Linked DNA regions of Homo sapiens: region 2 is linked to region 1. Evidence: chromatin contacts called from ENCODE Hi-C or POLR2A ChIA-PET data. All regions are on one chromosome and are shown on one strand. The core of a region is the stretch at or near the end of the contact, and the rest is flanking DNA. Distances in the headings are between cores, read along the strand shown. Region 1 overlaps DIP2A (disco interacting protein 2 homolog A). Region 2 overlaps PRMT2 (protein arginine methyltransferase 2).

Region 1 (5,968 bases), core at 2,569-5,068:
TGAAGAATGAAATACGCTTTCCTGAGCACGCACAGCCTGCATCGTCACGGCCCCACTCCCGTCTGAGCTCACTCTCTGCAGGACTCCCAAGGACAAATCATGTGTCGCCTCTTGCCTGTGAAAGCCCAGAGCGTTCAGAATACATGTGGGAACACTAATGTTGCTGGTGTCTCCTGTTTAACAGATGACATCCCAAAAAAGAAGATAGCAAGCGTTTTCAGGCCCCCCTCCCCCGATGTCCTCGCATACTTGGACTTCAGCGTGTCAACCACTGGGATATTAGCGGGAGTGAAGGTAGGTCCTCTGAAATCTTGTTTGCTTCAGCCCCTAGAAATCAGGAGGAGTGGACAGAAAGGATGTCAGATGCAGATTTAAACTGACAGGTCCTTCTTATGCAAAGCACAAAGCAACAATTTTGCTTCTTAAGATTTGTGTTAAATACCAATAAATGCTAAGATGTGATTAGCCTGAGAGTAATGCGTTTTCTGATGCATTATGGTTATGTCTAAACTTTCTGATTTATGACTGTCTAGCTTACAGGAACTGGTGGCTTTGAAGAATCTCTTACCTTGCTGGGAGTCAATAGCTCAATTAAAATTTTTCAGGCGGGGCGTGGTGGCTCACGCCTGTAATCCCAGCACTTCGGGAGGCCGAGGCGGGTGGATCACAAGATCAAGAGATGGAGACCATCCTGGCCAACGTGGTGAAACCCCGTCTCTACTAAAAATACAAAAAATTAGCTGGGCATGGTGGCAGGTGCCTCTAATCCCAGATACTCAGGAGGCTGAGGCAGGAGAATTGCTTGAACCCGGGAGGCAGAGGTTGCAGTGAGCCGAGATTGTGCCATTGCACTCCAGCCTGGGCGACAGAGCAAGACTCTGCCTCAAAAAAAAAAAAAAGAAAAAAATTTTAAAAATTCATTACCCTGAAATTTTGTTTCAAAGATTTTTAGTGTACCATTTCTTGGGTATTATTTAGGTTATATGGGGATTTGAGCCAACCGTCTTTTAAGGAAATAAATATGATGTTTGGTAGTTCGGAGCTATGGTCTAGCCATGTGAACAGCGGACACTGCCATCCACCCTCTCCCCTCCTGAATTTCATTTCACTTTTTTTTTTTGAACTTTATTTTACTCTTAAGATGTCGCACGCGGCCACAAGCGCCTTATGCCGCTCCATAAAGCTGCAGTGTGAGCTGTACCCCTCGCGGCAGATCGCCATCTGCCTCGACCCCTACTGTGGCCTTGGTTTTGCCCTGTGGTGTCTGTGCAGGTGAGTGCAGGGCCCCTGCTGCCTGCCAGGTGGGAGCAGCTCGTGTGGCTCTTAGGAACCTTGGCCTTCTAAGGCACCTTTTCTGGGTGCTCAGGAAGCCGATGAGATGTGTGTGAGTGGGTTTGTTTGGGGATGAAGTGGGTTGGAGTCTGAGTCTGAAATTGAGTGAAAATACATTTTTCATTAAATACACTGTCCGTTATCAGTACTTGGGAAGAATCTGCTTGATTCCTTCAAACACTAGAAAGTGGCGATCCGTCTCTAGAAGTGAATGCCTCTGGAGTGGTGTCCCCGGATCCTCTCCAAGTGTTCGGAGCAGAGCTCAGAACCCCGTGCCTGCCATCCCCCAACCTTCACCCTGTGGCATGTTTTCCACCAAACCCCCCCACTTGGCGTCAGAACAGAAATCATGCCCCTGTTGTGGCTGGAAAAGAAGTGTTCTTGAGGAAGGGAAGAGTGGAGTGCCCAGGGTGCTGGGTGGGCGGGCGGAGCCTCACGAGCCTTCCCTCTCGCAGTGTCTACTCGGGACACCAATCAGTGCTGGTGCCCCCGCTGGAGCTGGAGAGCAACGTGTCCCTGTGGCTGTCGGCCGTCAGCCAGTACAAGGCCCGCGTCACCTTCTGCTCCTACTCTGTGATGGAGATGTGCACCAAGGGCCTAGGCGCACAGACGGGTGTCCTCAGGGTGAGTGCCCAGACCCGGGCTTCTGAGTGTGCTGCAGACCACAGCCCTGGGAAGTTTAAAAACAACAAAACAAAACAAGACTCCCAAGGCCCCTCCCTGCAGTTGGAGGAAGTAGAGAAAACCCTTTCCCACTAGGGGCCCTATGTACACATCTGTCCTCCCACGGCCCACCTGTCTCTGCAGCTCCACACCCCGCAGGAGAGGAGGGTGGGGGGTAGGGCAGGGTCCCTGCGAGATAGCGGGGTGGAAGTCTGGCCGCGTGGGAGGGCAGGTGTGGGATGCAGGTCAGATGGGAATCGTTTAGCGCATCCACACGTAGGATTCTGTGGAACAGACACAGCCTGCGGAGAGGAGGTTGGTGTCCAGCTCCACCTCTGTGTGCCCACCCGGAGATTTCCCAAAACAGTGCCCAGGGCCCTGGCAACTCACTGAGCTGTGGCCGTGGCCTGACCGCTCACCCCTCCCGCAGATGAAGGGGGTGAACCTGTCATGTGTGCGCACGTGCATGGTGGTCGCCGAGGAGCGGCCCAGGATTGCGCTGACCCAGTCCTTCTCCAAGCTCTTCAAGGACCTGGGCCTGCCGGCCCGCGCCGTAAGCACCACGTTCGGGTGCAGGGTCAACGTGGCCATCTGCCTCCAGGTGAGGTGCCTGGGGCTGCGGTTCTCGAAAGCTGGCTGTTGGCAGCATGGAGACCCAGTTTCCCAGTTGTTAATGTGCCGTTTTGTAGCCGCCTGATCTATTTCTCCTTCTCTGGGCCTTTGATATCTCATTTCCATGTAACATTTTAGCTTCAAGGGTTTTATTTTTAAAGATGTTCTATTCTAGTTGGAGAAAGGCTTATTTGGAAAAAAAACACATTGTTTTTGAACAGTGACTAATAACTGTAAGACTCTCTAAGTTAGATATAAAACACAGCTAAGTTCTTAAAGCAAGATTGAACTTACTGTTTTAAGATATCTAGCAATATTAAATTGAAACATTAATAAATGTGGTAATTTGTGTTGACTCAAATTCATTTCTGAAACCATGAAATGTCTTATTAAAAGGAAGCACCAAGTTTCAGGCCAGGAGTGGTGGCTCATGCCTATAATCCCAGCACTTTGGGAGGCTGAGGCAGGCGGATTACCTGAGGTCAGGAATTCGAGACCAGCCTGGACAATATGATGAGACCCCGTCTCTACTAAAAATACAAAAATTAGCTGGCTGGTGGTGCGCGCCTGTTGTCCCGGCTACTTGGGAGGTTGAGGCACAAGAATCGCTTGAACCTGGCAAGAGGAGGTTGCAGCGAGCCAAGATCTCACCACTGCACTCCAGCCTGGGTGACAGAGCGAGACCCTGTCTCAAAAAAAAAAAAAAAAAAAAAAAAAAAACATAGGTAGCACCAAGTTTCAGAGATTGAAGAGCTCACGGCAGTTCTGTTTATTGCTTCCTCAGATAGCTACAGCTGTTGCCCAGATTTTGTACTAGTATCTCAATTTCATTTCTTTCTAAAAACATCTTAAAACCAAATGGCTTTTTAGATAACCCTACATATTGAACGCCTTATTCACCCACATAGTACAAGAATAGCTGGAAGGAAATGGCACCTGTCCGTGCCAGAGCAGGGCTGAGTGCAGGTCTGTCTCTGTTTCCAAAGTGTTTGCTTGGCCTTGTGCCTCCCCATCACAGTGGCAGTGCACGCAGGGCAGGGCGGGGGCTCTGCTCACACCCTCTTCACCACAAAAAGACCCCTGACCACTCAAGCCTCAGACCCTTGTCACGCAGCAGAGGAGATCGGGCGGGAGCCTTTTGTGAGCTCGCTTCCTGTGTAGGCTGTGGCTGAGCGTGGGTGCCGGCCTTTGTGTTAGCGGCTCTGCGTCTGCAAGCCTGGGGCCTCCTTGCTAGACGTCGGAAGGGTATGGATGCCACACATGATTGCAGAAATGATGTTAATGGGATGTTCACGTTTGCTCTTTAAGATACAGAGGTGGGTTTTGCTCTCTCTTTCCCTGTGTTTCTCATGTGGCTGCTGCTTCTGTGTGTGTTTCCTGTGGCTGTCTCCTCCCTGTCTCACTCTGCTGCCTCCTTGGCCTCTGTCAGCCCAACAGGCTGGGAAAGCTGGCTGAGCAGGTATGACCTTGACCTTGACCTTGTTGGTGCCTCTGTGCTTCCCCCTCCCATGAGTTCATGTGACTTTCTCGTGAATTCTAGACAAACATGTTTCTTTTGCTGTCTTACTTTGTTCACAGTGGATATTACTTGACATATTACAAAAGCTCCCTTGTAACCAAATTTAAAAGTAAAACTATTTTCAAAAAATGTTAATGCTCATAGCATTGCCTTGGGAGGAAGGGCTGTGTTTAGTTCCAGTGCAGAGGTGTTTAATTCCAGTGCAGACACAGGTTATGTTGTCTGGGATCTTTAAGGGTGATGTTGATCAGAGTACTCATTTAATTGATGTTCCTTATTGAATAAAATGACACATAATGTCCTTTAGTCGGGATTAATGTTAACTGTAAGATTCAGAAAGGAAGAGAGTAGAAAGGTGAAGGCTGCCATCCATCTCACCTGAGTGAGTCTCGGCTGCGAGCAGTCCCCGGTAGAATTAGGCTGGTTGGTGAGAGGCAAGGCCCTGCCTGACAGCATGGTGGAAATGCCCCTCAAATCCTAATGGTGTTTTCATCACAGCAAGAGACCAGTGGGAATAGAAAGTTGTTAGAACTGAAATGTAAAGTGGCATGATTTGGTGTTTTCAGAGTCATTGAGTGTTTCGCTCAATATTATCAAGCTCTGTGGATGTTTGGATGGAAAGCATCAGACTGCCTGGGGGACCTTGAACCCCTAGGCGGACTCACTGCAGGGAGCAGAGCTGCTACCTTCTTGGGTGTCCCCGGGGGCCAGGGAGGAGCTGCCATGCAGCTGTACCTGTAGAAACAAGATGTTAAGTGAGGCCCCTGAACAGAAGTTCCTCTGCTGCTCTCCTTCCAGGGCACAGCTGGCCCGGACCCCACAACCGTCTACGTGGACATGCGGGCACTGCGCCATGACAGGTAATGCTCCCAGCCTGCCTGGGCCCCATGGATACCCAGTGGCAAAGTGATGCAAACCAGGTCTGCACTGACTATGCACCCCCGGGACCCAGGCATTAGAGGACGGCGGGGCCAAGTCAGGCCTACCGGGACACCTGGATGGGCACATGAGAGGACAGCTGGCTACATTGGGCCATCTGCACCAAGAGGAAGAGGAGAGCTGTGTGCCCCACTCCGGGCGTGCCTCCCAGGGGAGCTCAGTGTCTATCTCTGTGCGCCCGTGTCCCCAGGGCTGCAGTTAACATCCCTTTATCTGTCACACAACCAGGAAGAATAAGAGTGGCCCCTGTGACATTTGGTTCTTTAGAGGGACAGGGACAGAGAGAAGACAAGTAACCCATCTACTGGCAAGAACGTTTCTTACCCGATGACCCATGTGACATTTGGTTTTTAGAGGGATAGGGACAGATAGAAGACAAGTTATCCATCTACTGGCAAGAACGTTTCTTACCTGATGCTGTCATAGGATCTGACTTAGTTTCATCTTGATGAACGATGGTGGTGCATACAGTGTGTGCTTGCTGGTCTGTGGTCAGATGTGTATCAGGGCCCCTCCCAGCTTTGAAGCTCAGATCCCAGTCCTGGATTCTCAAGTATGGCCACACTGTAGCTTGATGTAAACACTAGGTTTAGCTTACTGGGTGCCAGGGGCTTGCTGGGTTCAGGGAGGACCTAAACGAAATGTAGAGTGAGCTGCTGTGAGCACATGGGGTGGGTGGCGAGTGCATGCGGGTGGCGGCACTTGGGACCGCAGCGTGGTTGGGGTGTCCCTGCCATTCATGGCAGGTGTGCTGTGGAAAGGTTGACATCCTGACTGTTGTCAACAGACCCTCAGAGTGATCATTTCCAACGTCATGATCTGCCCTTTCAGACATTACTACCTGTGTAGTAAATTTTGTACTGAAATTGTTCCCTTAATTTTTAGGGTTCGTTTGGTAGAACG
Region 2 (5,968 bases), core at 1,190-3,689, 100 kb after region 1:
TGCAGGTGGGCCAAGGCCCTGGGAGATCCCATACGACGGTTGGATAAATGAGGGTACCTGTGCACCCAGATAGGACAATCTGTTGTAGCATTGGAGTAATTAAAGCAGTATGGTGCTATAACAAGACAGATGGGCAGAGCAGGGTAGAATGCAAGGAACAAAAATTTTCGTATGTGAAAAAGGTGGCATTACGATTAGGAGGGAGTGAGGGCCAAGTCAGCAAATTATTCTGGAGCAGTTGATTAGCCCTTGTTCTCTCACGCCATACGTGAAAACTTAATTCTGCATGGAATCAGCGTCAGCGACAGACATCCATGGGGGCCTGTGTGCACCATCTTAGGTGGAGAAATGAGCAGCAACAATGGATGGAATGGACCCTGGGCTAGATAGAATCTGGCAGTCTATGTGGCAGAAATCAGCAAAAACACGATTGTAAAAGCAAACAAGTAATTAGAGAAATCACGTGCTGTCAGGTCTTGGAATCAATTAGAAAGAGATGACTAGCCAGATGGAATTGCAGCCCAATCATGTGAACAGGCAAACCGCAAAAAATAAATAAAATTACCAATAAATATATGAAAAATTATAATGTTGTTAGTAGTTAAAATGCGAATTAAAATACATGCTGTTTTCCCTACCAGACAAGCAAAGAGTAAATTAAAATAGTAGCCCAGGCTTGCCTGGCAGTGGCAGGGAGGTGTGGCTGCCAGGGCCTTAGAGGTTGGCATCAGGCTGCCCACCCCAGTCACTGCCAGAGCCTCCCACCTGAGTGTTCCTCCCGGCACTGGAAGCCAGTGGCCGTCCAGAGGAACGTGATTGAATTGCTGTATATCCATCTGGTGGAGCACTGCTGTGTGTCTGTTAAAAAAGAAACCATAGGTTTTTAGGGATATGTAATGATATTTAGAAAGGGTTTAAGAGACAGTAAAGCTTGGCAGAATAAACCGTGTATACAGAATGGATGTTTGCTTGCATAAATAAATTTATATAAATATGTCTGGGGGATAAAAATAAGTATATCACAATGCTAAGACAGGCATATGGGGAATTTAAGCTTTTCTTTATACTTGTCCATAGTTTCCAATTTTTAAATTTGTAATTTTTTATCAGAAAAATAAATGTGTAAATATAGTGGAATCTTTATTAAAACATTCACTTTTATTTGCTATTTCAGAAGTTACTGCTTTGCTTATTTTTTACAACATTTCTGTGGTAAATAATCGGTGACTTACAAGCCTAGTGCAGCCAGTGATGGGGGTTGGCAAACGGTGACATGCAGGGGCCATGCGGCGTCTAGTGTCTGTTTCTGTGTTGAATTTGTGTAGCAACAGAGCAAGTATTTCTCCTGAAACTCAGACTCACTCAGGCCACCTCAGCCCTTCTAGTTCCTTTCGTTTATTATAGAGTAACCTACAGCAGGAATACCGCGTTCATTTACTGTTAATAGAAGATCCACAAAAGATTTTGAAATCAAATACATTCTAAAACTAGGCAAGACACGCTGCAACTCCCCTTGTCCTCTGGGTTATGAGGGGTGAGCGTTGGTTTCCGTGTGCTCAGATCCCATGAATGAGACCTCACAGGGAAGCGCCCAGTGACTGGCAGGCTCCTTAATGCCTCCAGGTCAGGCTCAGGAAGTCTCTGGATGCCTGGGTAGAGTCTGGGTCTTCTCAGAGCGGGAGGCACCCAGGGCCTGTGGAGGCCTGAGGGCTGCTCTGGGGTTCCAGGGCCCCAGATAGTGGCTTAGCATCCTGGTGACACAGAAGGGAGAGCACTCACCGCGGTCCCACGTGTGTGTTTTGAAGCCTAAGATGTTTGCAATGACTCTCAACAGTCGCTTTGACCTTTTCCCCTAGATCTTTAGCAGTTAAGGAGTTTTTTTCAAAGCCCAAGTATAACCACATTTTGAAACCAGAAGACTGTCTCTCTGAACCGTGCACTATATTGCAGTTGGACATGAGAACCGTGCAAATTTCTGATCTAGAGGTGAGAAAAAGATGAATTGCTCCTTACATTCGATAATCAGTGACCACGAAACACTCAGACCAGAGCCTGGCTTATCAAAAACCTTCAGTGAGTGCTGGGGGTGTGAGTGAATAACTAATTATTTTATTATGCAAATAAGTGAATTTATAAAACGTTTGCTACTGATTTTTTCCAGTCTTTTTTCTTTTTTACGTTCTATTTTGATTCTTTCATATTGTACACCATTTTATGTCTCCAGCGTCTTCATTTTAGATTTATGTTTAATATTCTCAGCATCTTCAAAATCAAATAAATTATATTTCGTTTCATTATGGTATTTGCATTACAGTTTTTTTCAAGTATTTTAAGCCACTCTTCATGACAGAATCGTTAGAATTCCCTCCGTGAATCCCTGTCTGTGGCCGCGCGGTGGCGCTCGTGGGCTCTGGGCGGTTTCCCCGCGCCCCCGCCCTGCCTGGCGCCCCAGCTGGCGCCGCGTCTGGAGATGGGGCGGGCGCGGTGGCGCCGGCGCGCTTTGGTTTTTAGTTCGTTCTGCTGTGGAAAGGCCCAGCCTGGAGCTCTCCAACTCCTTAACTGGAAGAGCTGAGCGCCGAAAAGATTCCGCAGAATCTGGGGTAGAAAATTGGGCGCAAGAAGCTCAGATGCTTGAAACGTTTCTGACTGAAGCCTCTGAACTCACGATGCGGGTTTTGGGGGTGGTTTCCCCAGGCTGGGGGGCTTTTCTACGGTTCCTGACGCATTCAGCGTCTGCGCGGGGCGCGTGGAGGGGGCCGCCCCAACCCGGGCCCTGCGGTGCCACGCGGTGCCCACGCGTGCCTTGTCATCTGCTTGACCCAGACCCTGAGGGGCGAGCTGCGCTTCGACATCAGGAAGGCGGGGACCCTGCACGGCTTCACGGCCTGGTTTAGCGTCCACTTCCAGAGCCTGCAGGAGGGGCAGCCGCCGCAGGTGCTCAGCACCGGGCCCTTCCACCCGTGAGTGTGCGGGGCGCGGGCACGGGGTGCGGGGTGGGGGGCAGGGGAGTAGGCGGGGTGCGGGGATGGGGCGCGCAGGAGGGGGTGGGACGCGGCGTGGCGGTCGTGGGGGGGTGGGGCACGTGGGGGCGCGGGCAGTGGGGTGGGGGCGGCGCGCATGGGGGCACGGGTGGTGTAGACACCGCAGCCTGTGTGCCCCCTTCCGGGTCTCGCCACCACTCTGGGCCCAGCCTGGGCGTCCCTCCGACAACAGCCCCAACGGGAGGAGCTCCCTGTCTTCCACCCCGCGAGGAGCACCACAGCTCTTCATGGTCTGACCCAAAGCGCCTCCACGGGGCGTCGGGGTTCACCTGACGTTTTTGGAGGTGCCTGTTTTTTGGGACACATTTCCCCGCCAGCACCCTGGGCATGTGTGGCAGTGGAGCTGCCTTCAGGGCCCTGCAGGCCTTCCCTTTGGGTGGGGTTGGCTACCCCGCTCTGGCACCTGCCCCGCTGACTTCCCAGCGTGGTGGCCCCGCGAGGGGACCCCGGCTCCAGGGAGGTCGCAGAGGTGCGGGGTTGATGGCCTGGCCTGGCATGTGGTCCCCATCACAAGAGTCCTGTGGTGGCCCCTCCAGTGCCATCACCGGGTGGAGGTGGGCAGCTTGGAGGCCAGTTATACCCATCCCCGAGTCTGGGGGCGTGGAGGGGGCAGTGACCTGGGGCACAGGCTGGGGTGAGGGGTGTGACCAGAGTCAGGGAAAAACTGGAGACCTGAGGAGCCCCCCACTTCACTGCTGGCCCCACCGTGGACAGTGGGAGTTTGAGGGAAGACAGAGCCTGAGGAACTTAGAGATGTTTCCAACGCAACCCAGTGCAGAATCATAGCGTTTTACTATTTCCCCCCAAATGTGACAGTTGTCCTCACCTTGTAACCTTCACAGAAGCGACTCCTTGGACCTGATTCTGTCTGTGTACACCACAGTTTAACAGCAGGAGCTAGATCACCAGCCTCTGCAGCTTAGGCAAGGGTGCAGGAAGGGGTTGCACAGCCGTCCTCCTGGCGGGCCGGGGAGTCGACACCACACGGGACCTTTAGTGCAGCTGTGTGTCCCCTGAGCTCCCGCATCCTCTGGGCCACCCAGGGTGAGCCGTCCACACCTCCTGGAATCTGAGTGGTCTCAGGAGCAAGCTTGTGTTTGGCATTGGCAGGATCTGTCTCACTAGCGTAACTTTGATCCCAGTGTATCCCATAGAGTCCCTTTAGATCACAGGGCTGGGGGTGTATATGTTCCCTGAGTTAGCCTGAAAAGCCAAGCTTTGTGTCCCCAGGCCCTCAGGGTGGACTGCCGGCTGTGTGGGTGCTGTTGGGGGCGAGAGCCAGTGCGAGCCTGAGTCAGCGCCCCGAGGGCCATGTGGAGACTGCCCTAGCTCAGCCTCCAGGTCACACGCACCCCTGTCTTGCAGCACCACACACTGGAAGCAGACGCTGTTCATGATGGACGACCCAGTCCCTGTCCATACAGGAGACGTGGTCACGGGTTCAGTTGTGTTGCAGAGAAACCCAGTGTGGAGAAGGCACATGTCTGTGGCTCTGAGCTGGGCTGTCACTTCCAGACAAGACCCCACATCTCAAAAAGTAAGATACGTAGTTGTAAGATTCTGTCCTGTGGGTGCCGGTCCTCAGGGAGACAGGCCTGGGTGGTGGTAGTGATGGCAGATGCTGGCCCACACTGGGGTCCACGCCTTTTGTGCAGGAGTGATTTAATCCTTACACAGAAAGCGCCTGTTGTCATTGGCTTCATTTCCCATCTGACAGCACGGGAAGTGGAGGGCTCTGGAAGGGAAGTCAGGGAAGTCATTCCCTCAGGTGACACGGTAAGTGAGGGAGAGCAGAGACCCACATCAGCCTGAGGCCCCTTGTGCCATGTCCAGAGGGTCCCCCAGATGGACAGAAGCCTGAGCTGTGCCTTGGCGCTCCCTTTACACAGGCCTCTGTGGCTTCCCAGGCAGCAGTTAGTCTAGGCGTGTCGTCTGTGATGCGTGTTCTGACTGGCAGCCTTCGGATCCGTGTGTGAATTCATGTGTAGCTCGCCCAGCTCACTTGGGCTTCCTGTCTCAGAGGCTGCTGAAAATGGAATGTTCTTCTTTGGGCTCAGGATTAATGTGGCAAAGAAAATAAAAATAAATGGTTTTCCTTCATTTTTTATATTTGTTTTGTGCTTTGCTTTGTGATAAGTTTTTGTTAAAAGTTTGTCATTTAAAAAAATTCTGCACCTGAATACTGTTCTCTTGTCCAATATTAAACCATTAGGAAATGTAGTATGTTAATCAAATGATTTATCATCTGATTGACCTGTTGTCATTTATCTTTTTCAGGTTGGAGAAAAAGTCTTCCCCATCTGGAGATGACAGTTGATGCTTTATTTGGAAAGCAGTGTGCATATCTTGAGGGGTGATGAACACAAGCAAACCAAGTTGCACCTGGCTTCTGCACACTCCTGCGAAAGTCGGTGAACATTCACTCCACATTGACCCCTCCCTAGCCTGGCAGGTGACGTCAGGGTCCTTCACAGACAAACACGCTTGGGCTCGGCAGGAGCTGCCGTGGCCACCCCCGCTGCCCAGTGTCTGCCCTCTAGAAGTAGGCTGTGTTTCCAGGTGTTCACCCGTGGTGCCCACAGTGCCGACCCGTGGCTGGGTCGGAGCTCCATGTTCCTAAGCTAGGTCTAGGTCTACACTCCTAGGACGCACGCATATCAGCCCGTGTACCCTGTGACAGTGACTGTCCCCACCTCCTATGTTAGTGGTGCCCTTACTGCCGTCGCTCATCCACTCGTGTGGGACGTAGGATTGCACAGGGCTGTGCCAGTGGCGTGTAGGGAACACTGCCCTGGCTCAGCGTGCGAGCTAAGGTGGTGATGTATGCGATGGGACTCTGCATGGGATAGTACAGTTGTGTAGACGTCTTCCAAATAAATTATGTGTTGGTCCATCGCACATGCTCAATAAATATTTTTAAATGAGTG

The links. A loop is a pair of places that touch in the nucleus more often than their neighbours do. ChIA-PET counts read pairs that join two places held with the same protein, here RNA polymerase II (POLR2A). Pooled maps may share reads with other maps.
Region 2: a pooled map shows a loop between it and region 1 (2.3-fold over the local background). The contact joins two enhancer-like sites. A Hi-C loop is called at or near these places in 3 of 50 pooled maps. POLR2A ChIA-PET finds 5 or more read pairs at or near these places in 5 of 52 experiments (CD8-positive, alpha-beta memory T cell, activated T-cell, activated naive CD4-positive, alpha-beta T cell and 1 more).

What each region holds. Positions count from the first base shown.
Region 1 is chr21:46,555,798-46,561,765 of GRCh38, forward strand. It overlaps DIP2A (disco interacting protein 2 homolog A), which reads left to right. Exons shown (of 38, transcript NM_015151.4): 29 at 185-294; 30 at 1,142-1,272; 31 at 1,788-1,956; 32 at 2,426-2,596; 33 at 4,925-4,986; 34 at 5,951-5,968. Among named protein-coding and RNA genes, the nearest start is that of S100B, 46 kb to the right of the region's middle. Within about 2 kb of position 3,819, at least 14 of the 41 ENCODE cell types and tissues checked have a DNase peak (open chromatin) inside an H3K27ac peak, as active enhancers do.
Region 2 is chr21:46,658,977-46,664,944 of GRCh38, forward strand. It overlaps PRMT2 (protein arginine methyltransferase 2), which reads left to right. Exons shown (of 12, transcript NM_206962.4): 9 at 1,857-1,986; 10 at 2,824-2,960; 11 at 4,407-4,578; 12 at 5,319-5,968. The coding sequence ends at 5,351. Among named protein-coding and RNA genes, the nearest start is that of PRMT2, 26 kb to the left of the region's middle. RefSeq lists a silencer at 2,320-2,429 and an enhancer at 2,530-2,579. Within about 2 kb of position 2,440, at least 6 of the 41 ENCODE cell types and tissues checked have a DNase peak (open chromatin) inside an H3K27ac peak, as active enhancers do.